Linked DNA regions of Homo sapiens: region 1 is linked to region 2. Evidence: read pairs that join two places in POLR2A ChIA-PET (ENCODE). Cell type or tissue: Caco-2. All regions are shown on one strand. Each heading gives the region's core, and the rest is flanking DNA. Links, peaks and the distances in the headings are about the cores only.

Region 1 (16,685 bases), core at 5,673-9,672, 110 kb before region 2:
TGAGAGATCATCAATTATCTAGTAAAAAAATTTAGGATAAACTTACTAGACTTTCATTTTAAGTTAATAACCCATGTCTACTACTTTCCTTATTAACTTCTCTCTAAATACTGGTGCTATCATAAGGACAGACAAGCAGACTCAAGGGGATGTACACCTAGCAACTGTTCTCTCACTTGTTTTAAGTACATTTATGCATTTCTTAATGAAGACAAAAGCCCTGCAAGTGCTTATCGATGAGGTTAAAGCCTTACAAGCTACCTGATTTCTTCCTTTAGTCTAGCTGAAGTTTCTTCCCCTTAGTACTCCTTTACTTTAGTGACCTGGTATTTAGAAGAGGGTAAAATTGTTTGCTATAAACCCTTACGCTGAGCTTTTGTAAACAAAGGACTCCCAATGAGAACCTGCTTGCCGCTCCCCAGTGATCATCAGGATAGGTTTCTAAACTAATTCTGCCAATTTAACAAAGCAATGCCAAGTATTAACTTTGGAAAACTGTTCTTTAGAAAATAGGAAGTCAAATTTTAAAGTTACTATTCTCAAATGCCAGTAGGCTTAGGATCTCAGGAAAAATTAACTCCTCCATAGTAAGATAATCTCCCAGAAAGCTAACTATGTAAGTTATAGTATTTATTTTAATAAAGAGTCAACTCAAAACAGTTTGGGCTACTGCAGAAAGGGTTGGATTATTTTTGCGTTATCAGTATCTACTGTCCCTACATTTGAAGATGGTTCAGCTGATTGATTCCCTGAGGGCTCTGCAAATGGCAAACAGAGAAGACAGAAACCATGATGGCACCTACAGAAAAAGGGAAAGGAAGACTTGAGGGTAGCTTCAATTTTAGTACAATAACTGAGTAAAGCACTGGATATAAATGGAAGGAGAAATATCTAAATATAGGCAGAGGCAGGCTGCTTGGTGAAAAGTCTATTAATTTGCCAATTCTAATTTAAATATGGAAGGAAACAAAGGGGCCATTAGAGAACTTTAAGTCAATATGAGAAAGGTATATTAGTTACTTACATTTTGATTAAAAGATATTCTGCTAAACTGAAAGATTCCTGAGGAAAAAAGGAGATTCTTGTCTTTCTAGTTAGACAAAATCAAACTAGGGATATTCAGCTATTTAGGGTAGGTCTACTGAAAATGGGCACTTAAAAGCTGCCCCTACTGAAAATGATTTCCAACATTTCATAAATAGGAGCCTAAAATCTGTTATCTAGTAATAGCGAGACAAATTTATGCCTCAAAATAAATAGATAATGTAGAAGATAACGTTAGGGACTTGCAGTCCCTTAAACTTCCAAATATCTTTTTCTTTTTGAGATGGAGTTTCGCTCTTGTCACCCAGGTTGGAGTGCAATAGCGCAATCTCAGCTCACTGCAACCTCCGCTTCCCAGGTTTAAGCAATTCTCCTGCCTTGGCCTCCCGAGTAGCTGGCATGTGCCACCATACCCAGCTAATTTTTGTATTTTTAGTAGAGATGGGGTTTCACCATGTTGACCAGGCTGGTCTCGAACTTCTGACCTCAGGTGATCCACTTGCCTCAGCCTCCCAAAGTGCTGGGATTACAGGCGGGAGCCACTGCGCCCAGTCTATGTCTCTCTTTAATAGGAGAATCACCCCTGCCAAATACCTATTTGCCAAATTAGTAGTAAAATAAAAAAAAAATCCTAAATTTATAATAGTAAAAATGAACAATGTGATTTGGTGATTTCCAGAACAATCAAGGTCAGAAGTTATATTTAATATTTTTTAAAGCTTAACACACACAAATCTTCAACCCATTTGGAATAAACGGTCTCATGATACTTTATTAGCTGATATACCTATCAGTAATTCTGTAGATAGTTGCCAACTGAAAGTGTAGACTATTAAAACTAATAAAGTTAGCCATGATTGCTCCTCTCAATGGAAAATTTAATAAGCTAGTTGAAAAGTTAAAAGAAAGCCACTAGTCAGTTTCCATTGGGTTGGCCTTGTCACCTTAGTACCAACGAGGCCAACTTACAGTGAAGAATGGCTGATCTGATTATATTTTGATTTTATTATATTTTGGCATTAACACACTACAGACAAATATCCACTAACTTCTTTGGCTCTGAACAACAGGCTCCAAGGAGGAGAGAAAATAAATATTTTCAACCCATGAGAAACCATAGATACGCAACTTGCCTCATTTCTGATACCTTAAAAGTTTCAGGTATCTAAAAAAAGAAAACATATAAGGAGTATTTAGCTGTAACAACAAATGATGTACAGGCAACTTCTATGGTGGTTTTATTATGAAACAAAATAAACCTTTCAATATCATATTCAAATTATCAAAAATATAGCTCAAACCTTCCTACACTGATAAAAATAATATATATCATTCACATCAACATCATGACAGCTCAAAGTTAGCTATTTGAAATAAATCATCATACTTTTGAAAGCTACTCTTATTACATTTCTAAACAGAGTGCTATTTTTCCTTTTTCTAAGAGAAACTATAAAGCATACCCCAAAGTACTCACATTCTGGCTACATTTGGAAAACTATTTGAAAGATTAAACCTTCATGTTTATCTCATCTCACAATTTACATTTATGTATTAATTTAAATGGCTACAGAACTATTTAAAAATTTATTTTATAAACATGGTACTACAAATTTTAAAACTTCCTGTTCTAAAAGTAACTATTTAAAAAGATTTCTGGAACACACCATCAAAAAGATACTGTTAGAAAATTTCCCTAGAGTGACACACACAAGCAAATCAAGCCGAAGAATTAAGACTGTTTTAGCATTTCTAGGCAATGTGTATCATGTCTTAATATGACATGTACATGCACTTAGCAATACTCTTTTCTAATGAAAGAGATGGAGTTGAGTTCATGAGTGTTATCCAAAACTATGCCAGAAGACACAAATGCGTTGCCAGGCAGAGTTAAAAGAATCTAACGAGCTTTGTGTGAATTTTAAAAACATTGTTTGAACTCAACTTCTATTAATTAAACACAAAGTGATGGAATGCTAATAAATATTCAGCAAAACGATTGAACAGAGCATACACTACTTAAAATGTGTGTTAAGCAGAAAGATAAACCAAAGTATCTTTTGCCATAAAAGAACTCCAAGACTTCATTCTGTATTTTTAAAAGTTAACAGTAAAATCTATACAACATTTCTGTAAGAAAGCAAACTGTTTTAGGGGCTTACAAATCAGTAATGCAGACCTAGTGAATTCTAGCAAACAAACTTGAAGTTAAAGTTTCTTGCCAAAAATTAAACAATGATTACTTTGATACCTTGGTCTTGTTCCTCCTCCAATTTCATAATTTGAAATAACATTTTGCTTTGAATCACTATGGCTTTTACAGAAAAAAAACATAAAATAGCACAAAAATTAAAATATAGTTTATTTTATAGAATATGCATTTGCATTAAAATACACTGGGGAAGTGACTATTTCATAAGAAAAATTCAACACAGTATGAACCCTTCAAAAATATAGATATACTTAAAGTACACAGGATGCAGAAAAGTATGTTTATTTTCTATATAAAATAGAGATTGTCCTTTTGGTTTATTTTGCTGCTTTGTCCCATGCTAGATACCATGTGATTTCCCCCCTAAAATAACAAAGATCAGTTTTAATGAGAAACCAGTACAGTGCAAAGCAATTCATGCATACAGTTTTGCATGTATGCATTCCATATGTAAGTATTCATACCTATCCCAGAGGCTCTTTGATTCCTTTAACGTGTTCAAATGGAACGCTTGGTAGAAAGCAGTTGAAGGATTCCTGTGAGATCCGAGAATCAAATGGAAATGAGGTTGAGAACGTACAGTATAATCACTACTTTTCAAAAGAAGATGGAAGATTTTAGATTTCTAATACAGTGTAACTTTTAATAATAAAAAGATTTTAAAACCACATAAGTTTGCTTAAAACAACACTTTAGAAGAAATTAAAAACTGGACAAAATCCAGCAGACTTCAACAATAATTCAGGATCACAGTTATAAAATAAAGAGGTAAGGCAGATGAAACTAAATACTAAGTAGCATCCAATTTTGTGTGCGTGCATATAAATGTGACAAATTCATAGCCTAATCAACACTCTTCTATATCAAATGCCTTTACAAATATCTATCTTGTTTAGCAGTTTAACAAGGCTGTTCTTAGGTATTCATATAAACTAAGTTAAGCTATATCTTCACAATATAAAAACTTTTCTTAGGCTCTGTTAAAAGTAGCAAAGGTTTGATTAACAATGAAGAATTCTTTCCTGGGTTGGACTTGACACATTTCCACCTTCAAAATCCATTTATTTATATGTGTTTTTTCCTCGTCTAGGGCAAAAAATGGCGCTGCAATTGTTTGGCAGCTTTCTGATTCTAGCATTGGTACAATGTTACTTTAGGGGTAAAAGCCTATTTATCATAATTATCTTTCATTTCTACCATTCCCTAGGGCTTTCACCATAGACTCTTAACTGATGGGCTCTTCTGGACTATCTCCCAGTAAGTATGATTCACCTCAAATCTAGGGACTGGTTCCACGGGGATTTAAACTTTTGACAAACCTGTTCCCTCCTCCTCAGCAACTTCCATAGTCTCCCCCACCTTCAACCTGTACATCTGGAAGCCAAAAAAACTTTGCCACATAACTTTTAAAATTCTTAGCCCATGCTGTAGCAGAACAGCAGCAGTTAAGAATGTGTTTATTAGGTACCACACACTATTCTAAGTGCTTTACACTCATTAACTAAATTCTGACAACAGCCCTAAGAGGTAGGCACCATTATTACTCCCATCTCATAGAGGAGAAAACTGGGTCAGATAGAAGTAACTTGCCTTACATCACTGAGCTAGTAGGTGGCAATCTAGTTCCAGAGTTTATGCTCTTAAACCACTACACTAAACACATAGCAGTGTTAAAGTTTGACCTCTTTAAAAGTCTGTCTCTTTATCTGTTAACTGGTTACATTACTACCTAGCTTTGCAGGCTAAAGAACTGAGACTAAATGTAAAGTTCCTGGCATACAGTGAATCATCAATAGCATTATTTTAATCTACAAAATGAGGTTTAGATACAACATGGCAATTCTGGGGTCCTATTAAGAGCCTTAAAGTCTGTGCAGAATTATTAGTACAATAAAAAAAAAAGACTTCCAAGATGCCAGAGAATCACCAAAGTAACTGTTTGATTAATTAGGAGACTAATACGTGTATTTCTCATTGCTTGCCCTACTTCAACTCCTTTCTATTCTTTTAATCCTTTTTCCACTTTTCTCCTAACTAGGTCTAAGGCAATCAAAGGCACTGATTAGACCTGCTAATAACAAGAAAAGCTTAAGAGGCTTCTACCTACTGTTTATTTAACGGCTTACATCCTCTTAAGATGTATTTGTCAGGCCACTTTTTTCGCTGTACTTAGAAGTCAGTCTGCCAAATCAAATGAAAACTAACTGAACCAATTGAACATTCAATCTGGTTTTTTTTTTGGTTGTTGTTTTTGTTTTATAAAAAAACAGGCTTGCCCAGGAACATATGGGAACTAGTTTGCTATCCTCAAAGGTCTGTTTGGAGACCTCCAGTTTAAATGGAGTGACTCAAAGAGGAAGGTAGTATATACAAAAGAATAAGAAAGAGTATCTTGGAAGTTATTCTGCAAGTCTACAATTCAAAATTCATTAAAGAGTACTCACAATATATTTATAAGGATGATATTCTTTAAAAGAACTTTATTATTTATTTATTTTTTGGAGACAGAGTTTCACTCTTGTCGCTCAGGCTGGAGTGCAATGGCACAATCGCGGCTCACTGCAACCTCTGCCTCCTGGGTTCAAATGATCCTCCCGCCTCAGCCTCCCGAGTAGCGGGGATTACAGGCTCCCACCACCACGCGCAGCTAATTTTTGGTATTTTTAGTAGAGATGGGGTTTCACCACGTTGGCCAGGCTGGCCTCAAACTCCTGACCTCAGGTGATCTGCCCGCCTCGGCCTCCCAAAGTGCTGGGATTACAGGCATGAGCCACCACACCTGGCATCTTTAAAAGACCTTTAGATCCTCTGACTTTGGAAATACAAATATTTAATTTGAATCAAATTCATATTCCAGGTAAATTGGTTCCAAATGAAGTCATATGACTTGTTATAAAATTCCAGCAGTTTTACAGAATAGTGCAATATCTCTTAAGTCAAATGTAAAGGTGAAAAACGAACATATTTGTAGTTAGTAGTAAATACTGGGATGTGGAAAGAACCTGTGAAATAAAATACTGTATAAATGGACCTAAAGTTTTCAGCACATATTAGAATACACTTAATTTGCAAAAGCTAACAATTAACAATCACTCTTTCTACATACATTCAAAGTGAAGAAGCCACAGTACATGGTTTTCTATAGTACACAGTTACACAATCTATGTACTACATAAAACTTTAAACAGTCTAGATTTTAAGGGTAAAAATTTAGATAGTCTTATAAGCTATGAAATTTTGTTTCTGGGATACTATAACTGGGATGTTATCCATAAACTGAGGGGTTTGTAGCAAACAGCAACAATAATTAGTCTCCAAACACTGACTAACAGATTAAAGGAGTCAAGTCTGTGAAATCACTGATCAAGGAAGTAGAAGGGAAAAGAGCCATCTGTAAAGATTGAAAGGCTTGATCATCAGAGAGACTTCTATTTTGGAATGGCATAAAATTGAGGAGATTAAGAGCCCAAGGAAAAGGCTGTTAATGGGATCATTTCAAGGTTACAGTCCATGAAACCTGAAAGCATGAAGAGGCAACTGAAATTAAAAATTTTATTAGAAGGAAATACTGACTTTTTATGCAGCTGTGGTCACAAATTCTCTTCCACTCAAGAAATAAAATTTGAAACCAGCTTTTTAACAGTTTATTTGATATTAATATAAACTACCATTCTAAATATAGAGCCAACGAAGCAATTCTAGGAAGACTGAGATGTGGTTTACACTGTACTTCAGCCACCTAAACAAAAATGCTGTTTTCCTATTTGTAAATATTCTTTAACATCACTGAACAAAATACATTCTTTTCTCTCTGACTTTATATACTCAATAGTCCATCACATTAATTTCCAAGTATGTGAAAATACTACATCAGAAAATGACTCAAAGCATGTGGCATGTCTACCTGTTTTTGCAAGACACTATCTTTGTAGGGTAACTAAGTACAACAGGGAGAAAAAAACAAACATTCCATACCTCAAAACTAAGCTACAAAAATTGTCAAAGCTTAAAGCATAAGGTACTTGAGCACTCAACAAACACCTCTTTCTCTTAATCTATGCCAAAATTCGACTTCAGAGATCTCTAAATAGAAACCAGGGACATACAATATGAAGAACATCAACAAGCACCATCTCCAGTATTATTATCTGGGGAATTTAAATGATTAAAAAAATCCTTTAGGTAAAGGGTTACAATACAACAAATCAGTGGCTATGGTAGTTCTTCCTTCTTCCTAACTTATTGTGTGCCAAGTAATAAAACAAACTTCTAACTCTGGGAATATTCAAAAGCACTGGCTTTAGGTTAAAGGTCTGAATATGAGTCTAGGCTTTGTCACCCAATACCTAGGTGACTCAAATTTTAAGAGTCTCAGTTTCCTTAATCCATAAGAAAGGGGGAAGGGAAGAAACCACTTTCTTACAAATTGTTGGAAAGATCAAATGAAAGTCTATATACATAGGACCTGACACAAGTAAGCTTGCTTTGTGTTTAATATAAGGTTAGTTTCCAAATTATGCTACCTATAAATCAAATTTTGGTAGAGTATCTCAACATGTACCAAATGTTCTGACATTATCAAGGTAATATTGAGGGAAACAGAATACTTAAACTTAGAGCCAGGGGTACCAAAATATTTAGCACATTTCATTAGGTAAGAATTCTGATTTTTGGGACTCAGCGCTCTGAAGGTATTCCCTTAACACAGCTTTATCATAAGATTATAATTTAAAATGCAATAATCACTAAAAGGATACTGAAATCGTTTCAAGATATATATTATTTTAACAATAAAAGCTTCCAGAAATACCTTTAACAGCAACTTACTATAAAAATCGAAATTTCTTACCATGACATTTAAAGTCCTTCACTCTGGTTCTTGTCAAATTAACAATACCATTTTCCAAATGATAGATTCTCACTCTTTCACATCATTATACAAACTGCCTTTTACCTCTGCTTGGAAAACTATCCCCTTCTCTTCTTAGTGACTTAATCTGAATGACCATTTTAAGATTTAGTTCAAGAGTTAGCCTCAAAAGAATGTACAAGTAATAATGGGTTACTTCTAAGGACAAACAGGGTGGCTGGAGGACAGAGGTAGCAGAGAGGCTTTCGATTTTACTCTTTTATATATTTTGAGTTTTGAACTATATAAATACCTATGCAGAGAATAATTTTTAAATAGAAGTCAGTCTACTACCCTCCCAATCCCAATCTGATCTGATGTCTCAAATTGTTCCCATTAGCACCTTATATTACTCCATCACCACCTCCAATGTATGTCAAAGTATACATCTGATCATCATTTTCATGATGATGAAAATGCCTGAGATCTAGGAGGGCAGCATAGTCTCATATTTGTATTCCAGTGCTCACTACTCACAGAGCATCATGAAAGCTGAATGACTGATAAGCTGTTTTAAATGTTTTCTTGGGCAATCAACCTACTTAATGAGTATTTACAAACTTCATTTATTGCCACACAATAGTCAAGTGGCAGGAAAGGGGTAAAAAGAAGAAAGTTTAAGTTTGCAGTTCTCTCATGAAGCACACTTGAATGTATGGTCTCATATACATAAGGCTAGAAGGAATCTTAAAATTTGACAAAGTCTCAAAAAAGAAAAACAGACAAGTGAAATGACTTGACCAAAGAAACCAGCTAAATGATAGAAGAGCCAGGACTGGAACACAATTCCCTATACTTCTTACAACATCATGACTCGTCTAGACTAAAACATCATCTCCTTTTTTCTGACTACATCCATACCATACAATTACGCTTTCATATTAAAATGGAAGATTCTTGGTATGATTTATAACATGTAAAGGGGTGATCTGGGAGAGCAGTTTGGACACTGAAATATTAACATTTCTGTGATACACGTTTGCCACATATATTATGTTACAGACTGTTCAAATTACTTGCACACATCATTTAATTCCTTAAAACTCTCCCAGGTAGGTACAATCCCCATTTTTCATAAGAGGAAACAAGGCATCTACACCAACTAGCTCAAAGTCAAATGTAGCAGTTAGATTTTAGCCCGGGTATGTCTGACTCTACTGTCTCTGTAATGGTCATTCACATATGTTAACACATAATTAAACACGCTATTGGTTTTATTTGATCAAAACAGCTCCTCCCTCCTTTGTTTTGTCTTCAAAGACTAGGTAGACGGTATGCCAAGCAAAGATTTGTTTTGCTTTAACATATAAAACCACTTGATAAAAACTAAATACTAACTCTACTTTAGAAACTAGAGGCTTTACACTTACCTTTGGGAATCCTTTATTCAGATTAAATTATATACTTGTGTAATAAGATGAACAGCCTAAAACTAACATTTAAAACTATGCCATCATTATTTACAATAATTGACACATTAATCACAAACTCCATCTTCTACAAAGCAATATTCTTTAGACAAATTTTAGGAAAGGCTTATGGGAAAAGAAGCTTTAAGTAATTTAACATTTAGACTTTACTTATTTGTCCTGCCTACCCTAATAATAGGTATATGTCCCAGGCAAACACTAATAAAATTAACTCAGTTACCTGCAGAACTTTCACTAACATCACAAATAAATGTACTACTTAAAAGGATGGAAGCACTTTTTCTTTTTAAACAAAAATTAGCTTGGGTACAAAGGAATCAAACTAAATACTAAATACTAATTATTTAAGTCTGATTTGAGGCTTTAAATTTGAGATAAGCAATCCAGATGAAATTTAATTCACCTGATTTAAGAGCAGAAATCATGCAATACTTTCATACAGGAAACAATCCATCAATATACCTTTAATATTATTAAACCAAATCTGAAGAGTATACCTCAAAGTATACTTCCTAAAGTCATGGAATAATGTATAGGAATGGTGCAAACTGGCTACTGTTCCTACCTTTTTATGAGGGACACCCAGTTTTTGCCCTAAGCAATGCCAGATTAAGAATATAACAAATATCGAGTAATTTGATATGTTCAAGAATTGCTGTGGGAAAGACATTATACCAATGATTCAGGTATACATATTCTCTGTGGACTCAATACAATACCATCGAAAACAGTAGCCTCAAATCACAAGCCCACTGGTTTAGTATAAAGAAAAACCATACACTTAAATAATTTATTCTAATTTAGGAGTTTTGCTACACATACTCCTTAAATATGATTAATATTTCTTACCAAAAATCTGCTTTTCCAATTTAAGGAATTACTTACGGAATATCATTCAGGCTATGTTTAACCAGACAGACCTGCTTTTGTAAGGCCTCTCCTTCCTCATACTTTAAGTATTTAACGAGTAATGCAATTAAGAAATAAACAGAATCTTCAGAAAAGGAAATACACACTGGACTAAAACAATTCTTCAAAGAAAGAATTAGAACACCATTCCTCAGTATTCACAAGTGTTCCTATTTCTTTTGAGACTATATTTCATGCCACTCCACTGTACTTTCTTCCATTTTGATTATCTGCTATCATTCTACACTTCCCCTTCCCCAACTCCTGCCATTTTAGGAAAGGAAGGTCAGATTCCTTTTATACTTTCCTAACTACCATTCCTTTATTAGGAAACAGATTTATTTGGGTTTCTCTACTACTTGATTGGTGGGGCTGCTATTTGTTCATAACTGCTTCTGATCTTTTCTGGTGCAGAGAAAGATAGACTCCCATTCCTAATTAGGAAGTACCAGATTCATAGATCCAGTACCATATTTCACTATTTCCAAATTAGTGCTATCAGAATTATTTTTTTTCTTTTTACAGACAGGTCCTTGCTGTGTGGCCCAGGCTTCAGTGCAATATTATAATATAGCTCACTGTAGCCTCCAGCTCCTGGGCTCAAGCAATCCTCCTCCTACAGCCTCCCCAAGTAGCTAAGACTATAGGTGTTGGCCTCCAGACCTGGCTAATTTTTAAATGTTTTGTAGAGACAAAGCCTCGCTATGTTGCCCAGGCTGGTCTCCAACTCCTGGCATCAAGCAATCCTCTGACCTTGGTCTCTCAAAGTGCCAGGATTACAAGGCATGAGCTACCGCTCCTGGCCCAGGATTCTTAAATAACAAATGAATTGGCATTATATTTATTCTCAGGAAGTAGAGGACATATATACCCCTACCACCAGTCCTATATAAAATGACTTCTCATAAAGGTGATTTAGTTCAGGGGTTGTGATCTCCTAAAAAGAAAAAACAAGTGTTACTAAAATAGTCAGCTGGAAATCTGTATTATTCACACACATATAAGCCATCATGTTTTCTAAAAAAATTTACCAATGTTTGGCCTATATGATTTAGTGCACATAAAATTTTATACAGTATGTGTCACTGTGAATATAAAAGGCCACACTCCTACAGATATAGCTCATGGTTTAGGAATTTCGGGTAGTTTGGAAAATCGTAAGCCTTTTTGGAAATCTGTCATTTCTTTTATTTCAAGCCACGTTTATGAATAAAGTATGTTTTAGTAATCCATGTGGTATCCATCAGTAATCCCTGATGAATACATCAGTATCAGTTTTTATGCTAAACAATAATGACACATATATACGAATTTACATTTTTACTACTAACTCCTCAGTAAGAACACTCTTAAACGTGTAGATAGGCATAGGATAGTATCTAGTATGTGATTCAGACATCAACTGTAAACCTACAAGAGCAAAATTACCTTCACAATTTAACAGATAAATGTCAGCTTCCAAGAAACAGAGATTCAAGTAAGAAATTTCCATCTTTAGAGACTTCAATTCAGTGAGACTTTCATACAACAGAGGTCGAAGACTGAGACAGTTCTGCCTCCTGGTATACATTTACTTAATCCTCTCACTTAAACTTCAAGTAAAAAAAGCAGCAGAATTTGGTTTAAAATATATATAAATGTACAAACAAAATGTGTATTTATGGCACATACCAGGACACACCACTTAACATTCACAATGTATAATATTTTATCAGTGATCATTAGCAAACCACACAAATAAAACCATTAACAAGACATAGAAATATCTGCCACCAAAGGATCCTTAGAATCAGGTTTTCAACAGTCTTTTGGCCACAGATGACAGCTCACAATTGCAGCCATTCATAAGAGTTCCTGGAATGCGGCCTACAGAGTTCACATTGGTTGGCTATCTATGGAAAGTGATCTGTACTGTGTTCCTTTTCCAAAAGGGCCAGTAATATTTTGCACCTCCTCTCATTTACAGGAGACTGTTAAGTGTGTACGTAGTTTAAACAAGTTTTGTAAAGTTCACTATAAAAGTAGCTACATATTTAAGGACTGTATTTTCAACCATCACATCCACGAGTTTACACAAAATCAATCTGAAGAGTCTCAACAACTGACCATAAACCTTTCTAATGAAAATGGCCAGAAAGATAAACTTTATGGTAATTAATAATGTAGAGTCAATAGGCAATGCTAATTGAGAACTTTTTGCATATACAACCATCAGCCTTTTAAAGGTGTGATAATATTAAGATGTATTACTATAAGGCCCGGTTCTTTAATTATAAATGATCTCAAAATTAAGCCAATATAGAACTTTGCATTAGGTAATGGAACCAAAATCTCAAGATAAGAGTTTTCAATGTATCAACCTAAACCACCTCAATCTTTTTGTTAATTTCCCATTTTCCTTTCTTTTCTCAAAGAAATAGACTGTTTACTAAAGTCCTAATTTTTTTTTAAAAAAAGCATATATCTTATTTACAAATATTTCCTTAGGATCTGAAATTTGTCAAACTACTTGCAAAGTTTAAATCACAATTAGTCAAGACCTCTCACTCCAGTTGGTTTTATTTCAAATTTGAAAACATGCAGATTTTAAGGCGGCAACCCAAAATCACATTAAAATTAAAATTTTCAGTTAAGATAGTAGTCTCCTCAAAAGTACTCATCTCAGTAATTTAAACATATGCCTGGAAAACTGTTATTTAATTTCAAACACAAAATTTTAAAATACCCTGTTCTTTTTTTTTTTTTTAACCAAAGCTTTCTATTAAAAAAAAAAAACACAAAACAAAAAACCCAACTATTTCTACCTAATGGATTTATTCCTTCACCAGGTATGTTGGACCAGTGACAAAACAGTCAAATGTGTAAGATTACATCTTGGAAACTAGCATGTCAAGTTAAAAACCAATGAAAGACTGTAACAAAAATCAGAAATGAACATTGGTAAGCAATGTAGATTTTAAATGATTGGGGCAAGGGAGGGAAGTGTCATGTTTAAAATAGGACTGTACATACATCAAAACCCCTGCACTGAATTAACTGTTGCAATTGGTAAGAACACTGATACAGTAGTATCTGTAGTTCAACCATTCACAAATTTGGAAATCAGAGTTTTCAGATTACCAACTCTTAATACAGTAAGAGGAAAAAATAAATGCATTTTTGATGTCATACCCTAAAGAATACATTTCAGTTTCCATCTATCAACAGAAGTCTCTGCTTCATGCCTTATCATCGTACTAAAGTTCTGAGGAATCTAAGTATGGATGCTGTAAACTGAGAGAGGTGTGCACAGAAGGGAAAATGTAATCTGCATTCTCGGGTGGAGGGGTGTGTGTGTGTATAGAAAGCGGGGTAGCTCAGGAAACCAGTCATCATTTCTTGAAGAGATATGGGCAGTATACAGGAACAGAGGAAAGCAAAAGGTTATTTGCCAACTTATCAGGAAAAAATTGGCTTGTGGCAGCTAGAAAAGTGAAGATGCCTGTTGATTATTACCAAAGGTGAAAAAATAAACTCAATCTGTGTTACAGGTGTGTCCCTGTGTGTGACAATGGGAGCAACTATAAAAGTAGAGGGATTTTTCTGAGTGGCTTGTGGAGTCAGTTTACTTAGTAGTCCCACACACACAAAATTTCTCAATGACTAGCTAGCTGAGCTCACTTATGGACACGTGGTATTCTCTAAGCGTTCTCAAGTGAAGAAAGACTCCCCATAAGCAAGTCACCTACAAAAAAAGATGAACTTTAAATTACAAAAAGCAGAGAAGATGAATGAATTTCAGTCAGTGAGTATTTTTCAAACCAACAGAAGTATATAACAAAAATACAAGGCTAATTAGAAATGGGAGGTTAAGAAATGTGAAGGAACTCAGAAGAAACCATAGGAAGAGAAAGCTTTAACATACATGTCATTGTATTCTTCCACATACTAATTATTCTGGAAATCCATAATATTAGTTTGTATCTTTTAAAAACACCTAAAATTAGCCTCTCGCTAAACAAAAACCCCAGCAAAGAAATGTCTAACTGTGAAATTCCTGAAACTTTTTCTATAATTTTTAAATATAATTTTAAAACATTGCAACAAGTCAGCTTTTAAAATTTTGCAATATGTATGTCAAATTTACATGTGACATCTCCTCAAAACCACAAAAATCCTCACTAAACCATAACCAAACATCAGCTGTTGTGGCACTGGTGTAGCAATACACTAATTCTTATTTAGGCCATTAAAAAAAGCATCCCTAAATACAGGGAGCCAATTATTAACATTTACACTTTTATTATAAAATTACTCTTAATTTCAAGAACTATAGCTTTCACTACAGTTAAAGGATCGATCTCAACCTCCCTTTCCTATAATAAATAGACTGATGGAAAGTAAGAATATCTTTCCAGTACATTTTTTGCTTAACAACAAAAAAATAGTATCTTAGAGAAGTCCCTGGGAAGACTCGTGACCTTGTACCTCCTTTAATCAAAAGGCTGAACTAAGTATGATCTTCAAAGCCGGATTTGACATTTCACCATTATGTCTCCAGCCTTTCCAGATACACTGGAGAAGATTCCTTACATAGATTTTTTTTTTCACTAGAGGACCTTCTGGTTTTCCAGAAAGGAAAACTTGTAGTATTATTATGTCTCAGCCTCAAAACTCACACTGACAAATCTCTCTGCCTTACGTGTTCAAGTGTGATTGATATGTAAGAAAAGGACAATTCTATGGGAGCATAACACACTAGCTACCACCATTAAATGGTAAGCATTAAGCTTAAATTCACCTTTTTTTGAGTAAACAATGTTGCATCCCTACCCATTTTAGTGCTTTTAAACAACGGTGACAAGACCAATTCGCTCATTACACCCTTTGACATCAGCATCAGCAATCTAAATCAATTTTACCAAAAACTAAATTTTGTATTTAAAAATGCTAAGGGCCTCCGTTGACAACAATCTCCCAAAGTTGCATCCTAAGCTACAATGTTGGCCAAGCATTTCTATCAAATATTTAAAATAGAGATTTCCATACCTGTCTTCATCACCATCAACAGGAATAGCTATGCTGAATACAGAGGTGGCCAGACTGTTCATAGGTGTTAACTGAAGGGGGTTTGCCAGGGAATCTGCAACAGGCGGCTTCACAACAGGCTTATTTTCAGCAATGAGAGAAAGTGGTGGTTGAGGTAGGGGTTCTGATTTTCTTCTAGTATCGTCGACTTGCCCGACTAAAGGCTGGGTCTGAGTTTGAAACTGGCTTAGGTCAGACTGTGGTAGACTTGTTGGTGCGCTGTGTGTGCCTGGCGCTAAGGGCAGCCCAACATGCTGGATTATGCTGCTGCTCCTGCTGACTGGCGTATGGCTGCTCAGCTGTTGCGACTGGGCCAGAGGCGCGGGTACATTTGGCATAGTAACAGAAGTGGTAGACACACTAGGCACGCTTGGAGCGGGCACGGCTGCAGGCACGTTTGGAACTCCGGGCACCACGGCGTGAGGGCCACCAGGTACGGCTGACAGCGGACCACTGCCACCCATCTGCGGCGGAGGCACGGACTGGGGCTGCCCAGCCCCGGCAGGACCGAGGCACGGCTGCACCACGCCTCCCACAGTAGCCGGGGGCACTCCAGTCGGCTGACAAGGCGCGACCTGCCCGCCTTGCGCTGGTCCCGTCCGGGGGGCCATGGCTTCGCTGGGCTGGGAAGACGCGCCCATGAGCTGCGCGCCCACCGAGGAAGCATTCTGGCCGGTGCCCACGGGAAGGGTGGCCGCCGTGGCGGGGCTCGCTGCGGCGCCGGTGGACGAGGGCTGCGCGGGGCTTGGCGGCTGCAGGCCGGCCACGTGCTGCTGCAGGTACTCACTCTGGCCGGAGGGCTGGACGGGCAGCAAATGTCCGGGCGGTATCTGAGGCTGAGGATACGCGAACTGCTGGGGCTGCTGCGCCGCGGGGGCGCCCACTGCAGGGCCCGGCTGCGGAGGCAGGGACATAGCCGGCTGCGCCAGGGTTACATTCGTCGGCGGCAGAGTCTGTCCCCCGGGCCCCGCTCCCTGGGGCTGGCTGGGCTGCGCGGCTGCCATCATTGGCTGCGGCCCGGTCGCGGCTCCCGGGAACGGCGGCAGCGGAGCCGAGCTTTGAGCCACAGCCCCACCTACGGGTGGCGGCGGCGGCTGTGGCTGCCCAACGCTAA
Region 2 (16,685 bases), core at 6,303-10,302:
GTTGTAGCACATATCAGAACTTCGTTCCTTTTGATGGTCAAATTATGTTTCATTGTATGGATATACCACATTTTGTTGATCTGTTCATCAGCTGATGGACATTTGAGTTGTTTCCCCCTTCTGGCTATTATGAATAATGCTGCTAAAAACATTTATTTACCCATAGGCATCTTAAATAAATACACAGGAGTACCCACTTGAGTGAATGAAGTTTCAAATATTTTCTTCTCTACCAATGAATGTGGAAGTCTTTCTAGGGCTTCACTCTGGCTTAGCTCTCAAAAACCTTTTACACTCTTTGAGGACTAGCTTGCTCTTGGCCAGCTTGCTCTTTTTGCAGTCTCTGAAGTGGATCCATTTCTGGGTTTCTGTTTGGTAGTTTCTTAATCTAAGAGCAGGCATTGCCCCCACATTCCCTGTACAAACAAGGTTCAGCTGCCACCTGCATGTGTCAGGTTGGGCAGTTATTTTACAGGGAGGATTCCAGGTCTCACATGTGCACTGCTGTGCTCAGGGCTATCTTGAAAAAGGCAGGATTTTCACCCTGCCACAATCAGAAGAGAAAAAACTCTAAACTCTGGGCAATCTTACACAATCAATGCATCAGAATGTTACCTAAATATTTATTTCAAAGAAGGAAACATTCAGATTTATTGTTTAAAAATACTCACTGTATAATATTCAAAACTGTATTTTTGTTCTTTTGGGTACATTTTTGAAATGTATGTATTTTATATGTGACCTAGAGTCCAAGACAAGTAAATTGTGGCCCGAATCCAGAGATCATTTCTTCAAACTACTTTTCTTTGTTCTAATTTTTCTTTTGATCCCCTTATTCCAAACCACAGCCTTCTTTCTTCTATTCCCCACTCAATAACTCTAGACCCTCCTCTGAAAAAGTCCCTAAATCATAGCCTCTCTTCTTTAATCTCCCTTTCCAGACCTCACCCCCTGGCCCTTCTAGTTACCTCCTCCTCCAAATCACAATTCTCCCTTTCAAAACTTTTAAAACTCATTTCCTAAACCAGCTTCTTTTCCCAAATCCACTTTCCTGAAAACTATAGTTTACTTTTTGGAACTGAAAGACACACATGTCCTACAATCAGTAATGGGGCTGGGACTGCTTCATGGAGAGAAGAGACCAGGAAGCTATGAACTTTGGAGGCTCTGGAGACATGTGGAGAGGCTGCTGGAGGCAGAAATTCAGAAATTCTAGAACCATGACTTCAGGGCCCTCTGGATAAGCCTGGGGCTGTGGGCAGCTGCCCTCATTTTGCTGAACTTTGATTTTCTCATCTGGCATATACTAAGCCTCTGGTTCACAGGAGGTCTCAATAATAATATTTGTTGACTTGATTAAGTGGTCGAATGAAGGACTAAGACAAGGTGACCTCTAAGCTGCTTTCAGCTCTATGTAAAACTCTAATATCCATGAAGTCAAGATGAAGAGGATTGGCAGAACTTTTGAAGTTTCAATTATCCAACCAATTATTTTCATTTTGTTCTTCACTTTGCTTGTGTACATGAAGTCTTTTTTTGTCGAGGAGGAAAATCAGTTGAATTTTCCTGGGAATAGATACAAGACAGTTTACTCCCCTCTTTGGACTCCAAACTCCTTGACTATATATCTGTCAGTAGGAGCTAATGAAAGTAACTTTGGTTCCATGGAAATAATTGTGAGGACTATGAAATCCAGGGATGTGAGCTGGGAGTACAGGACGTCCAACCAGGATTGTTCTAAAGTGCTCAGAATGTAGTAATGAAAGTGAAATGCCATGGCTAATAAATATTTGTTGATTGATTAAAGAACGTCAAATGCTGGATATACCTCTGATAAAAATATCTTGTAGCTCTAAGTTTATACACCAAGGACCAAACGTAAATGGGCATGGTGGTTTCAATTAACAAGTAACCATCAAAAAGTTTGAAAAAATGTTTTAACTCAAAATGGGTCACAGATCAAAATGTAGAAAGTAAAACTATACAACTTTTAGAAGAAAACATAGGAGAAAATATTCATGAACTTGGGCTAGGCAAAGAGTTCGTAGATAAAACACCAAAAGCATGATCCACAAAAGAAAAAATGGATATACTGGTCTTCATGAAAATTAAAAACTTTGCTCTGTAAAAGACACTCTAAAGAGAATGAAAAGACAAGCTACAGACTAAGACAACATTTTCAGAAATCATATATTCATAAAGAGCTTGTATCCAGGATATATAGAGAATTCTTAAAATTCAACAACAACAACAACAACAAAAAATGGCCAAGTACGGTGGCTCATGCCTGTAATCCCGGCACTTTGTGGGGCTGAGACAGGCGAATCACTTGAGGCCAGGAGCTCGAGATGAGCCTGGACAACATGGTGAAACCCTGTCTCTACTAAAAATACAAAAATTAGCTGGGCACTGTGGCCTGTAATCCCAGCTACTCGGGAGGCTGAAGCATGAGAATGAACCTGGGAGGCAGAGGTTGCAGTGAGCTGAGATCACACCGCTGCACTCCAACCTAGGTGACAAGACCCTGTCCCAAAAAAAAAAAAAAAAAAAAAAAAGGAAACAAACAACCCAATACAACTGAGCAAAATATTTAAACATATGCTTCACAAAAAAATGATATACGGACAGCAAATTAGTACATGAAACAGTACTGGAGTATATTAGTCACTAGGGAAATGTAAGTTAAAACCACAATGAGATACTACTACACGCTTATTAAAATGGCTAAAAATAAAAACAAAATTGACATTTTCAAGTGCTGACAAGGATATGGAGCAACTGGGTTTTCATACATTGGGAATGTATGGAATGCTGGTAGGAATGCAAAATGGTACAGGCACTCTGAAAAACAGTTTGGCAATTTCCTACGAAATTAAACATACACAAATCAGATGACTCAGCAGTTATACTCCTAGGTGCTTACCCTAGAGAAATGAGAATTCAAGTTCACACAAACATCTGTATCCAAATGTTTATAGCAACATTATTCATAATTGCCAACAACTGAAAACTATTAAGATGGCCTTCAATGGGTGGATGGATAAGCAAACCATGATCCATTCATACAATGGAATACTATTCAATAAGGAAGGACTCAACAGTATGTACAACAATATTGATTATTTTCAGATGTATTATGCTAAGTGAAAGAAGCCAGATTCAAAAGGTTACATAATATAAAATTAAATTTATATGACATTCTGGAGGAGATAAAACTATAGGATGGAGTTGCCAGGGGTTGGGGGTGGGTGAAGAATTTGACTCCAAAGGGGAAGCATCAGGGACATGGGGTGAGAGAATTGTTCTGTGTCTTAATTGTGGTGATGGTTACATGACTATGCATTTAAGACGTTCACAATTGTACACCCCCCCCCAAAAGTTAATTTAATATATGTAAACAAACAAAAAACTTCTCTAAATAATGGAAGGGAAAAAAATTTAGTCATCAGAGATCTACCATAGGTTAGTCATGAGGCTTTAATTTTTACTCAGAATAATCCTGTTTCTGATGCTTAACTGACTGTACAATGGGTACAAATGAACATTTTCCCGGTCCTATATTTCAATAGCAGTTAGAATGACCCTTAAAGACATTCCCAAACACAGGGCAGCTGCATCCCCTAGCTTTCCTAACCAAGCTATCTGACACTCAAGCTCCTGTAATGTCGGAAGAATTATGACTGCCCAGCCAAACAAAGCGTAGATAACACCACACCCTGCACTTTTCACCTGAGCAAATGTCACCAAGATCTCATGCACGTCATCTGCCTTGGTGAGTATGCCGGCCTGAATGCAATCCACGGGAGGCTTCCACGTCCTCCTCACCAAATCCTTGCTGACCTTGCCCCACTGATTAGATCCTACTTTGATGACAGCTGAGATGCAACCTGGGTGCTGCCCCTGGGTGGGACTCAGCTTTGACAAGCCTGATTTAGCGCTCCATTTCTTTCCCTTATAAATCCTATCTTTAACCTCAGACCATTCATTGTTTAGGAATTCAAGGTCTCCTTGGGAGTCTCATGTCCTTGCCAAGCCTTCGCCAGGCTCTCGCCACTGCCGTTCCTCTACCAGCCCAAGTCTACATTCTGAGGCTCTAGGAACACGAGAGAGAACTCCAGTGCTCACATCCCATATTGACCCTCTTTATGTTCTTCAATTACCACCTACCTGAAAAAGCCTCAAAGTCTCAGGGGAACATTCTGGAGTCCCTGCTGCTGAAGAGGGTTTTTTGAGTTTTGGTCGTCTTCCAAAGTTTACTGTATGAAGTCTTAGTGCTTCACTGGAGTTTGTCATATGTCTGGATAATAAATAAGTTTCAAAAATGTAACTAACATAAGTTCCAGTTGAATTTCCAAGGCTAGCAGAATTGTGTTCTTCTTCCTCTCCCTTTCCCTCCTCCCTGCCTCCACCAACTGCCACAGCGTATATTAAAAGCTGACGTGCCAAACTTTGCCTTCCGGCAGAAATTACCTCGGAAATAAAGCTAAGATTCCAGGGGTCCTGGCCTTGAAGAGAATCTAATCCAAGAAGACAAGCGGAACTGAGAGGCCTAGGAAGACTTAAAGTTGGAAGGAAAGAATTCACAGCTAATTTGGAGGATAAACAGAAAAGTAGTTCAGCATAATGTGAACATTTTTCCATGTGCTACAGCAAAGGAAGAGGATTTGGGATATTTAAGGAGGAGAGTTGCCCTTTCCACCTTAGCCTGCTTTTCTCAGAGTTGGCATTCAACCACCAAAACAGCCAGAAACCAGAGGGCTGTTCCCACACCCACAATTTATATAGCTTTACTCCATTCATAGCAGGTAGATATCTAACGACACTTAAGGCTTCCTACCAAATTTTTACAATTTCATTTTATTGCTCATGATTCTCTTTTGCTACTTTCATCAGCTTTGTGTCCTGGAATTTCACTTAGCCTGGCAGGCCTTCCCTCTGCCACAGCTAAAAGAGAACTCAAATAGACTTTGTCTCGGGAGTGGGACATGACCCAGTCATATGGGGTAGCATATATCCCTTCCCGCACTAATTGTTCTGCTTTTTTAAATCCTTGCTTTCAAAAGAAATGTAATCCTTATGTTTCTACCTCATTTACACTTAATTTAGGAAAGCCCTCTTTCATAAGAGCTGTGTGATGTCCAAACAGCCTTCTTGACACACACGCCCCTCTTCAAGAGCCTCTAGAAGTCTTCCAAAGTCAGAACCAATGCCTTCTGACTCTAAATTGAAAATCCAATTAAACACGCAATTTAGGTGAATACCAGAAAGTTTACCCTTGAATTTTCAGCTAGCGCCTACTCTCACAAAAGTATTTGAGAGCATCGAAATTCTAGAATCTAGAAAAAGAATCTGTAGTGTGTGCTAACAATTTACTTCTCTAGCATCAATAATTTCTGACCCTGCAGCAAGTCCCAGCACCAGGAAGTGACGCATTTGAATTCCATAGGTCACCTTAGCATCTAGTAGCAATGCCCAAGACATGGGCTCCAGAGCATACTTCCTGCATTTGAATCCTACCTTTACATCATAAGTTATTTGTAAATATCAAATGAGTCAAAGCAGGCAAAGCACTTATTGTAGTGCTGGACGTAGTCACTACTCGGTCCCATTACCTGTGATCACTAGGCTTTTGCACACTGCTCTTGGTGCTTATTGGGAACAATATAAGAATTTACTGTATCTACAGGAAGATATTTCTGCAATTTTTGTAAAACTACTTTTAAAGATACTGCTCATTTTTCCTTTTAATGTCCCGTCTAGTAAATAAGCCTTTGTTAAAGTAATGTTAGATTACTCAAGCTAGAAAAACAGAAATGTGCCCTCCTGATTAACTAACAGGCTTCCTTTAACTTTAATATCATAAACACAGATGAGTGACTAGTTTTTCATTCTTATTTTATTCTTTGCTTTGGCTGTCAAAAAGTCAGGGTTTATGTTTGGCTATAGTAGCAATCCTGAGTTTAGCAATAATAATAGCTCTCAGTTATTTACGAAAAAAGTGCTAATGTTTAAGAGCATTTTGTAATGTTATTGTCTGATTTTTGCACTCCAAAAATAAAAATTAAAAGAGGGCAATTCCTGCAAATAAATATACCTGAAATTAATACACAAGAACTTTTTGAGCCACTTGCTTTATTCCTGTCCTGCCTCTGACCTATGTTATATTCTGATATAAACGGGAGAAAAATGTACATAGTCTAATGTTACAGATTTCAACAGCTGCTAAAATCACACAGTAATTGTTCCTTCACACTGTGTAGAGTTACACCATGGTGAATTTGCTGCTCATACACAAGGAAGGAAATCAGAATCTAGGCATTGATGAGTACTCATTAAATCAGACACACACAAAATGCTTTGATGCACTCTTCTTTCTTTTGTCTTTTACTCTAGTGCCATGTAAAATATACAGCCAAGACTTTCTGGAAGTTTCTGATTCTCCATTGCTCCACGGAACTGCACATGAATATAAAGCATACGAATGACCAGATCTGTGGCTACACCCATCAACTGCTTACTATCTCAGACACCCCAGTCCAGAGGACCATGAAAGGGAGCACAAATTCAAATTACAGTTCTTAGAGGTTCCAGATGGACTTTTCATTTATGATCTAAACTGAGATCATAAATGAAAAATTGAGAGAAAAAGAAGGCACAATGAATAATTTTGCCAGGACTATAGGTGTAAATACATACTAGACAAATTAGAATGCATAATCACCATACCTAACGGGCTCAGATTATTTCAAATCTACCATTGCAATTGCTGGTAGACTGGAAAGGATGTTGAGCCAAAATATTTCTGCACCTCCCTTTCCTTACTGATGTCTTAAATTTCACCATTACAGATTCATTCCTTTGGATTAGAAATTGTCAACCAGGGATAATTTTGCCACCAGGGGATATTTGCCTAATAATATTTTTCATTGTCACAACTGGGAGGGGGGCTGTCCCTGGCATCTAATGGATAGAGAACAGGGATGCTGCTAAACATGCTACGATGCCCAGAACAGTCCCCCACAACAAAGAAATTATCGAGCCCAAAGTGCCCATAGTGCAGACTGAGGTTTAGAAACCCTGCTTTGGATTAAGCAGTCTCTTCTGTTGCTCCCATTTGAAGATACATGAAGATCAAGAGGATGATAAGACAAGACACAGTCTGGGAGAAAATATTTGCAAAAGACATATCTGAGAAAAATCTATAACAGTTATCCAAAATATACAAAGAACTCTTAAAACTCAACAATAAGAAAACAATATGAATAAAAAAATGGGTAAAAGACATGGACAGACACCTCACCGAGGAAGAGGTACAGATGGAAAATAAGCATATGAGAAAATGCTCAACATCATATGTCACTAGGGAATTGCAAATAAAAACAACAACACTATTACACACCTATCACAACAGCCAAAATCCAGAACACTGACAACACCAAATGCTGGAAAGGATGTGGAACAACAGGAACTCTCATGCATTGCTGCTGGGAATGCAAAATGATACAGCTGCTTTGGACAGTCTGGCAGTTTCTTACAGAACCAAACATTTTTACCATAGATCTAGGAATTGCACCCCTTGGTATTTACCCAAAGAAGTTAAAATTTATACAGGTTTTATTTATAATTGCCCAAACTTGGAAGCCACCAAGATGTCCTTCAGTAGGCAAACAGAAAATTTAACTGTGGTACATCCAGGCAATGAAATAGTATTCAGTACTAAAAGGAAATGAGCTATCAAGCCATGAAAAGACATGGAGGAACATTAGTGCATATTATTAAGTGAAGGAAGCCAATCTGAAAAGTCTACATATTGTACGATTCCATCTATGTCACTTGTTTGAAAAGGCAAAATGATGGAGACGGTAAAATGATCAGTGGTTGCCAGGGGTTAGGAGGAGGAAGTGATGAATAGGCAGAGCACAGAGGGTTTTTAAGGCAGTGAGATTATTCTGTATGATGCTATAGCAGTGTATACATACCATTATACACTTGTTAAAACCCATAGACTGTACAGTACCAAGAGTGAACCCTAGTGTAAATGGTAGACTTTGGGTAGTAATGATGTGCCAATGGAGGTTCATTGATTATAACAAATGTGCCACCGTGGTGCAGGATTTTGATAGTCGGGGAGGCTGTTCATGTGTGGGGGGCATATGAGAACGCTCTGTATCTTTTGCTGAATATTCCTATGAACTTAAAACTGCTTTAAAAAAAGATACATGAAGGACACACATAAGTCCCTCATACTTCATATAGAATGATTTTATCAAATGGTAAGAGAAAGTGATAAATGCAGGAGTAGCAAGTAAAAATATTACTGTCTTTAGATTATTGCATGTGCTGACTCTACTGTAGTGGACTGGGGGTGGTCAGGAGATGAGGGAGCTGACTGCAATTAGCTGATGCTTCGGGAGAAGATATAAAAATCATATATTCATTTATTAATTTCACTAGCCAAATTTTATTAAGCCCTGCTGTTGGCCAGAGCCTTAGGGATTTCCCATAAGCCTCCCATTTCCATAGTGGAAAACAACCTAAAGCTTGAACTAGTGAAGCCTAACATCCTGGCCATTCTGCTGCCCCCAGAGGCCACCATTTACCATGCAGTCACAAGACCTATGCTGGCATCATCAAAACTTTGAGTATGAACCTTAAACTGAGGCTACAGCGTCCCCAAATGTGGCATGATTGGTTTTACTCAATGATTATGCATTCCAGTTATTCATCTTGTGGGTAGATTTGAACTGCAGCAGTACCCTGCGTTTTAGTGTGTAGAATGGGTGAAGTTGAAATGAGTGGGAGAGAAGGAAGACATTTATCTAAAGAAGCATTTCCCTTAGTGTCCCATGCATGCCAATGATTGCCTTCCGTACTCTTCTGATGTCCTAACCTAAACTATAGAGTTTGTCCTGTCCCACTAGCTTCAGACCTTACAGACATACAGGGCGTATCCAGACAACAACTGGTAATACCAACCCTAGTTACACTGATGACACCAAGACCCTATGCAGATGCCTCAGAGTGAATGTTGCTACAGAAAGACAGACTAACTAAATTGATGGTGGGATTAGCATGTGCTGAACCCTAGTAAAAGCAATTTATTTTTTTGTCTCATTCCAGGCAGCCGTGGTGAGATTTTTCCCCACCCCACCCCCCAAAATAGAGAATCCTTGGTTTTCCCAAAAGTAGCATAATTTTCCTGATGTAAACGGTAGATACTGCCATAATCTCTTGTCAAAGATTTCTTCAGGAGGAATAATTTTTCTGTGAAACTTCAATTAAGGAAAGAAGTAGCTCAGTGAGTATGCAAACATATAACAGGTGTAACTCTGAAACTTCCACTGCAAGTATTATTCTATGCAAAATATTATTTTTTCTTTTTATATATGATGGGGAGGTGAGATTAAGAATTATTTTAGACCCCATTGAACCACTCCCCGTCTTTACATTTCTTCCAGTTATCCTTTCATCTTCTAAGTGCCTATATTTTGAAGTTTTCAATTCCCTTTTGTTTCTGACTTCTGTTTCTAGTTTTTTATAATCCTCCTTTCACTGCCTTTCTTTTGGTTCAATCTGATGCCTTTCTTATTTCATTCTCTTTACTACAACATTTTCTATGTGTACTTTTGCACTTATTTCCACTGCCTTTTTGCTCCCAGTTTTAGTGTCTAATCTCCTTTATCTGTTGTGTGTGTATGTTTTGCTTTTTGCCACTAATGATAATTATTTTTACTTCTGAGGATTGTTTCTTTCTTTCAAAAAAAGATTTAGAATGTGAACATTTTATCTGTTCTCATTTGTGGTATCTTTGTTTATTTCTTGAGTCTTCCAGTTTGGAACTCTCTCTCTCTGCCACAAATTCTGCCCTTCAGAAACTCTTTTACAACATGCCATAGTGTGTGGCTCCATCTAATTAAGAGAACAGGAAAAAAAAAAAAACCCAGATGATGAAAAAATTGGGCTGAGATTATCAGCCACCAATATTTTGGTTTGTTAGAGGACTTTCTCCTTTTGTTTGAGGGGGTGGAGGGGCTGTCCACTGCAAATATACCTCTCTATGCCTTGATGACATGTGCATTGGAGGAGTTTCTGGCACAGACATTTAATAGCCTTCAATGGTCTCTGAAGGAAATTAGTCAGTGTTGCCAAAAATATCAGAGAACTAAGCAGAAGAGTAGAAATATCATGGAGAGTAGGCTAAGGGATTAAGAAGCTAAGAAAGAACTGGAATGTTCAATTGGTTAAGGAAAATCTGAGTATGGATAAAAAACACAAAGCCTATGTCTGTGAATGTCCTAGAAGCTGTGTTATATCATTTCACCTGTTACTTTGATGAATTACTATTTACTGTAGTGAAGCCATGTTACACCATCCATGTGGGTCAAGCTTCCTTTTTAAAAATCTGACCTCAGGTTCCCAACACCTAGTCTCCTAAGGAAGAATAGCAGGAACTTTAACTCGTAATTAGGAATTAACAATTCGAATGTTTCTGTATGTGACTCTGCAGATACATCTTTTAAAAAACACACAGAAATTAGGCAGCTTCTAATATTTTTTAAATAGGTAGGCCACTGGCTTGGGGTGGAATTGTTCCTATGTGTATTATTTATTTGGAAGAGAATTTGCCTGAGCTAACTAGATTGCAAATCGGCATGTAATGTAAATTTATTGAGGGTTAGAGGTATGTCTTTTACAACCGTATATCCCTGGAGAACCTACTGCATAGCTCTGTACATTGTTAGCACTTAACAACTATTTGTTGAAACAATGCACAAAGGAATAAACAGCAAATTTTGGTAAAGTTGGAAGGGACCCCAAGTGATCAGCATGTGCTTCTCCATCCGGAATGAGGTAAATGGACAAGTGCACACGAAGGCTTCCTTCTTTCCTGGATTCGCTTTTAATATAGGAACAACAGGGTCAGTTCCTTGTTCTTGAGGATTCATGGGGATTGGAACTTACAAGCCAAGTTCCCAATTTACAGAGTATGTGGAAACAGTTTGACGGACAAACTCCATAAGGACAAAAGTGTATCACTTATCAATCACCTTCAGCAACCAAACTGGGCGTTCAGAACAGCCCTTGTTAAGTAACCATATAGGTGAGGCAGCACAGGAGATTCAAACAAAATCAAATACGAAGAGACTGAAATAATGCTTTCTGAGAACTGATATTCCCAAGTTGGCATACAGATCTAGTTAGACACAAAGCCATTCTCTTTCCCATAAATTCAGGGAATACTAGGCTAAACCAAAAGCCTGTCTTATTTTAGTTGATTGGACTAAAATAAAAAGGGGGCTCTCTAAAAGTAAAAGGAGACAAAACGAAAAGACTTCACAAGTGTAGTTAGAGAATTTACAGCAGGAAGCAGCAGTTTGTTTTTCCTTCCGACTTTACAGCCTGTGACTGATGACTAGTTAGTGAGTAAGCAAGTATAGAGTAAGTGTAAGGAAATGATAATCATTTCTTATCATACTGATAATCGTATCAGTTTAATAGTAAGCGAGTGTGCTTTGTGTTGGCAAGACTCTAATTCAAAGTAGTATTTCTCCAATATGGACCTTGGGATTACTTTTAGCACATTCACCACCTTGTAAGCAAGACTTTGGCCTTCTTCATGGCACAGATATTTACTGGGCAATACCTTGCAGCACACACTAGGCACTGGAGATAAAGAAATCAAGGAGGTAGCGACTGCCTTGTGGAAGGGCGGTTTCGTCATGCCAACACAACCTAAGGGAAGCTCAGAAATTCCATCCTCAATGGCTTTTTCCCCCGAAAAGCATAATACATACAGTAGTTCCCCCTTATTTGTGGTTTGTTACCTGTCGTCAATTGAGGACAAAAAAAAATCAAATGGAGAATTCCAGAAATAAACAATTTATAAATTTTAAATTGCCCATTGTTTTGTGGTGATGAAATCTCTCACCGTTCCACTCAGCCCTGCATGGGACATGAATCATCCCTTTGTCTAGGGCATCCATATCCACACTGGATATGCTACCTGCCTGTGGGTCACTTAGTAGCCATGTTGGTGATCAGATGGACTGTTATGGTATTGCAGTGCTTGTGTTCAAGTAACTCTTATGCTTCTTAATAATGACCTCAAAGTGCAAGAGTAGAGATGCTGGCATATTGTTATAATTGTTCTACATTATTATTCATTACTGTTGATTTCTTACTGTGGCTAATTTATCAATTAAACTTCATAATAGGTATTAATGTATATGAAAAACATGGTACATATAGAATTTATATCTGCAGTTTCCGGTATCCACTGAGGGTCTTGGAACATATTCCCCACAGATAACAGGAGATTACTGTATATTGGTTGATTTGAATGGATTTCCTTCCCCCACCTTGCCACCTGATTCCACCACAACCTCTTCGAATAGACCCCATAATTCAGACATGATAATGTCATGGTCTCTAACATGACAGTATTTCTTTTAAAGACTTTTAAATGAGTCTATATGTTGGCAACAGCAATTTCATGTGCATTTTTCTTGATAAATTTTGATTAGCTAATGAAGTATAGCAATACCTAATATTTATAATACCTCCTAATTCAGCCTCACATAAAAATTTAAATTAAATATTTAACATAGCATGTTGTGGTTACTTTGAAATGTTATGTGCTGAGGTAGGGCACTGATTTGTTTACTAAGCACTGACAAATATATTATGTTTTATTTACTCTCAGTATCACTTTATTGTTGCCTTCCTTCTACTTCAGTTATGTCTTAAAATAACTGTTACGTACTTTAGCAATAACACATATAGCAGAAAATTTGGAAAACAAATAAAAACTCAAAAGAAACAGGAAAATAAGTTACCCCAAATCCTGTCGCACGTGGGTGGCTTCCATTATGTTTGGCAAAGCCTTATAATGTTTTTTTCATGTATCTTATGTTGCTTGACAAAAATTGTATCACATTATATTTACAGCTTTGAGCCTGTTTTTCTCTTAACAACATATTGGGGGCTGTTTTCCCATGTCAGCAAAGATTCTGTTAAATGGCTGAATAGCATCAAAGTGTGTTATTCTTAAGCTGCTGCATGCTGCCTTGCCATGGGCCAGCGGAAATACAGCCCCAGAAGCAGTGGTTTTATCCAGACCAAGAAGCCATTCTTTGCATTCTCGGTGGAGGGTCCTCCCCTTAGGAATGTGGAGCTGATGATGCCAAGTGTGTCCTTGACCTTCTGGGCAGGATGGAGAGCTCCTCTATTTTCTCAGGCTTCTGCCTGATAAGGGTGATCAAACAGCAAGATTCAAGATTTATTACTCAGGAATCTAATTTATTTGCAGTTGTTTAGAGCTTTCACTGGTGTCCTGATCCTTTTATCCATTTGCTGCCTTGTTTTAGAAACTCATCTGTTGAAACCAGTATCAATCAACAAAACCCCAGTTTGCACCCTATTTACAATTCTGAATCAGTTTCTTTTCTGTTTTAGTGTTTCTCTTCTTATGTGATTGCTCCTATAGTGGTCAATATAATTATATCATATTTGGCTAGTTGTTTAAAAATGTAACTCCAATGGAAAATTTACCTCAAAATTTGACTTCGATGTGTACATGAATGGATGTATTTACCTATATCTATTATATTGTTATATATGTAATTTTTAATAATGCAAGCTCCAATTTTTAAAAACATTTTTCTCTTGAATGTATCAGTTATAAAATTTCTGAAGTTATTAAATCCTGTGACGTGGCATCTTGATGCTTTTTTTTTTTTTGAGATGGAGTCTTGCTCTATCACCCAGGCTAGAGTGCAGCAGTGGCATGATCTTGGGCTCACTGCAACCTCTGCCTCCTGGGTTCAAATAATTCTCCTGCCTCAGCCTCCCAAGTAGCTGGGATTACAGGTGCCCACTACCACCCCTGGCTAATTTTTGTATTTTTAGTAGAGATGGGGTTTCACCATGTTGGCCAGGCTGGTGTCGAACTCCTGACCTCAGGTGATCCACCCACCTCGGCCTCCCAAAGTGCTGGGATTACAGTCATGAGCCACCATGCCCAGCCAATGCATTTTAGATTCTAGGTTTTGGAAGTCCTAGAAAAGCTTATGATAATCAAAAACAATACATTATTTCTAAACCATGACATAAAATAGTAATAATGAACAGTTCTGACGCTCATGCCAAGTGTGCTCTAGTTGAGCACTTTTCATATTTTATTTCAATAAACTTCTTAAAACAACTCAAAAACAGTTACTATTATGGGCCCCATTACTGCAGACGAGGGAAACACAAGTGAGAATTTCTTAAAAGCCTAATTTTTCACTACCTTTTTCCTCTAAGAAGGTCAATATGAATCTCAGTGCCAATTGCTCCCCACTTAAAGTTAATAATGGCACTATTAATAGCAATATGAGTCATCATTCATTGGGTGCATATCATGAGAAGCAGGTACTTTATAAATATTATTCCTAATCCTCATGTGGTAGGTTGCATTTGTAGCTACAATAATCTCTCCTTTCCACATGCTCCTTTGCAATGTGACCTAGCCAACGTCCCATCAAGAAGAGATTTTCTCCAACCCGTCCAATCTCCACTCCCTCAATTTCTCCACCCCATCCAATAAGGGTGGGCCCTATGACTGCTTTGATCAAGGGAATACAGCAGAAGTGACATTATGCCAGTTTCAAGACTCAGGCCTTATGATTTTACCTGCTTCCACTTCCTGCCTCACAGAATATTTGATATGGGGACCTAGCTACTGTGTAAGAAATGTGAGTACTCTGGGACCACCATGTCATGAGAAACCCAAGCTATATGGAAAGGCCCAAGAATAAGGGTCAGTAAACTATAGCCCATGGGCCAAATCTGGCTCATCACATTCTTTCTAGCTAAGAATGGCAGGGAGGGGCAGCCAAAAGAATAACAACAGTCTGCGATATGTAAAAAGTATATGAAACTTAAATAAAATTTTATTGCAACTGTCACACTCATTTGCTTACTTATTGTCTGTGGCTGCTTTCATGCTACAATGGCAGAGTTGAATAGCTGTGACAGACATCATAAGACCCTTGAAGCCTAAAATATTCACTATCTGGACCTTTACAGGAAAAGTCTGCAACCCCCACCCTTAGAGGATAAGAGGGAGAGGCCAGGAAGCATCAAGGAGCTAATACATATAAGTATATAAATATGCCATACATCTCAAACCTTCCACCTCCAGCCAACTCAACTGATGCCACGTGGAACAGAGACAAATTACCCAGCTGAGTCCTTCCCAAATTCCTGATCAACAATTTAGCAAAAGCAAAATAAATGGCTGTTTTAAGGCATTAAGTTTTGAGTAGTTTGTTACATAGCAAGAAATAACTGAAACACCTTACAACCACCCTACAAAGGAAGATGTTGTTATGCAAATATTTGGGTGAGGAAATGGAAGCTCAGAAAGATTAAATAACTTACTCAAGTTCACACAGCTGGCAAATAAGGAGCTCGGATTTCAACCCAGGTCCTTTCAATTCCTTAGCTTTATTCGTGATACAGTAGCCCCATAATATTCAGCCTTTACTCTATTGCAATACATTTTATGCCCATGTCAGTCTTCATTAACTCAATAAATGTGTACTGATAATTGTCACCACAGGTAAGCACTGCACTAAGCTTTGTGGGGAAACAAGAGATGTAATTTAGATGGAATCTGAAAATTTTACTTAACTTTTTACTTAGCTAAGAAGACCAAGGGTTATTATAATGTGATGATGGATGAAATATTATAAATTCAAATTTGACACATTTACTCTGAAGGTGGTGGCCTACAGAATCCCATTCTAGGTAATAAAACTTTCAGAAAAGCTATTTGTTTGATCTTTATGTCACAGTTCTAGGACTTTTCTTTAAGGAGCAAGTTGTCAGCAGTCACTGAAGAGATGGCTTGGAAGCTCATCCTGCCTACCCGCAAAGTCAGTTACACGTTAGTGTTTTACTTTGTTTTTTAATTTCAGATTAACTGACCTCTTCCATGTTCAAACCATATGTAATTGTAATTGAATGGAAGTTAAACATCTGGAAACCGTTAGGATTGAATAGCAATGAAAGGCAGGAAGCACAAGACTATGGAAAGTGATTTTGAACAACCAGGGTAAGGAATGTAAAGAAAACTATTTAAGCATATTCCAAGTTGTCTGCCATTATGATACACTCTAAAGGTCATTACTGGAGATAGTCACTCTGAAGTGAAGGCTGTCAACTAGGAACACAGCTAGATGAAATACAGTATGGTGAAAATGGAGGTAACTATGGGTTTAAAGGTCATTTCCTTGTTTATCAAGGGCCCTAGTTAGGTGTAGGCTGCTTGAGAGCCAAAATATGTAACCTTTATAATATTTGATAGTCAGTGGTTTGTTGGGACCGGTACATACCAGCTTACAATAACTGATTACATTTTTAGGAATTTTTGTGGGCCGATTGTTGAAATTTGCCATGGTAGGAGCACTTATACCATGGAATCTGGCAAATACAGTAAGTCAGAGCTCTTTTTTAAGAGAGCCAGTTCAGCAGCACACCATTAAGACAGAGTCAATTAAAAATGATTAGCCAGTAGTCCAAAATTCTTTAGAGTGTATGATAAACTATAAGGCATTGATTACATTTATGCTCTTCAATAATTTTTAGTGACATGAGAAACAAATCTGGTAGCAAAACTATAGCTCCAGTACAGTCCCCAA

The links. ChIA-PET counts read pairs that join two places held together with the same protein. Peaks named below come from ENCODE experiments on the same cell type or tissue, not always from the same donor. Only the 100,000 strongest peaks of a DNase experiment are listed, where the experiment ranks them.
Region 1: POLR2A ChIA-PET joins it to region 2 with 9 read pairs; 17 of 35 experiments call an interaction of 5 or more read pairs at or near these places.

The regions. Positions count from the first base shown.
Region 1 is chr3:150,410,156-150,426,840 of GRCh38, reverse strand. It overlaps TSC22D2 (TSC22 domain family member 2), which reads right to left. Exons shown (of 3, transcript NM_001303264.2): 1 at 15,533-16,685. Among named protein-coding and RNA genes, the nearest start is that of TSC22D2, 10 kb to the right of the region's middle. RefSeq lists an enhancer at 15,847-16,685 and a silencer at 16,473-16,685. In Caco-2, for the core only: no CTCF peak of the experiment used is centred there; no DNase peak of the experiment used is centred there.
Region 2 is chr3:150,295,882-150,312,566 of GRCh38, reverse strand. LINC01214 (long intergenic non-protein coding RNA 1214) reads left to right here. Exons shown (of 4, transcript NR_110186.1): 2 at 15,963-16,099. It overlaps LOC107986141 (a long non-coding RNA gene), which reads right to left and starts at 6,148. Exons shown (of 3, transcript XR_001740958.1): 1 at 4,168-6,148. RefSeq lists an enhancer at 3,597-4,796. In Caco-2, for the core only: a CTCF peak has its summit at 8,585 (motif pointing right); a DNase peak (open chromatin) is centred at 8,616.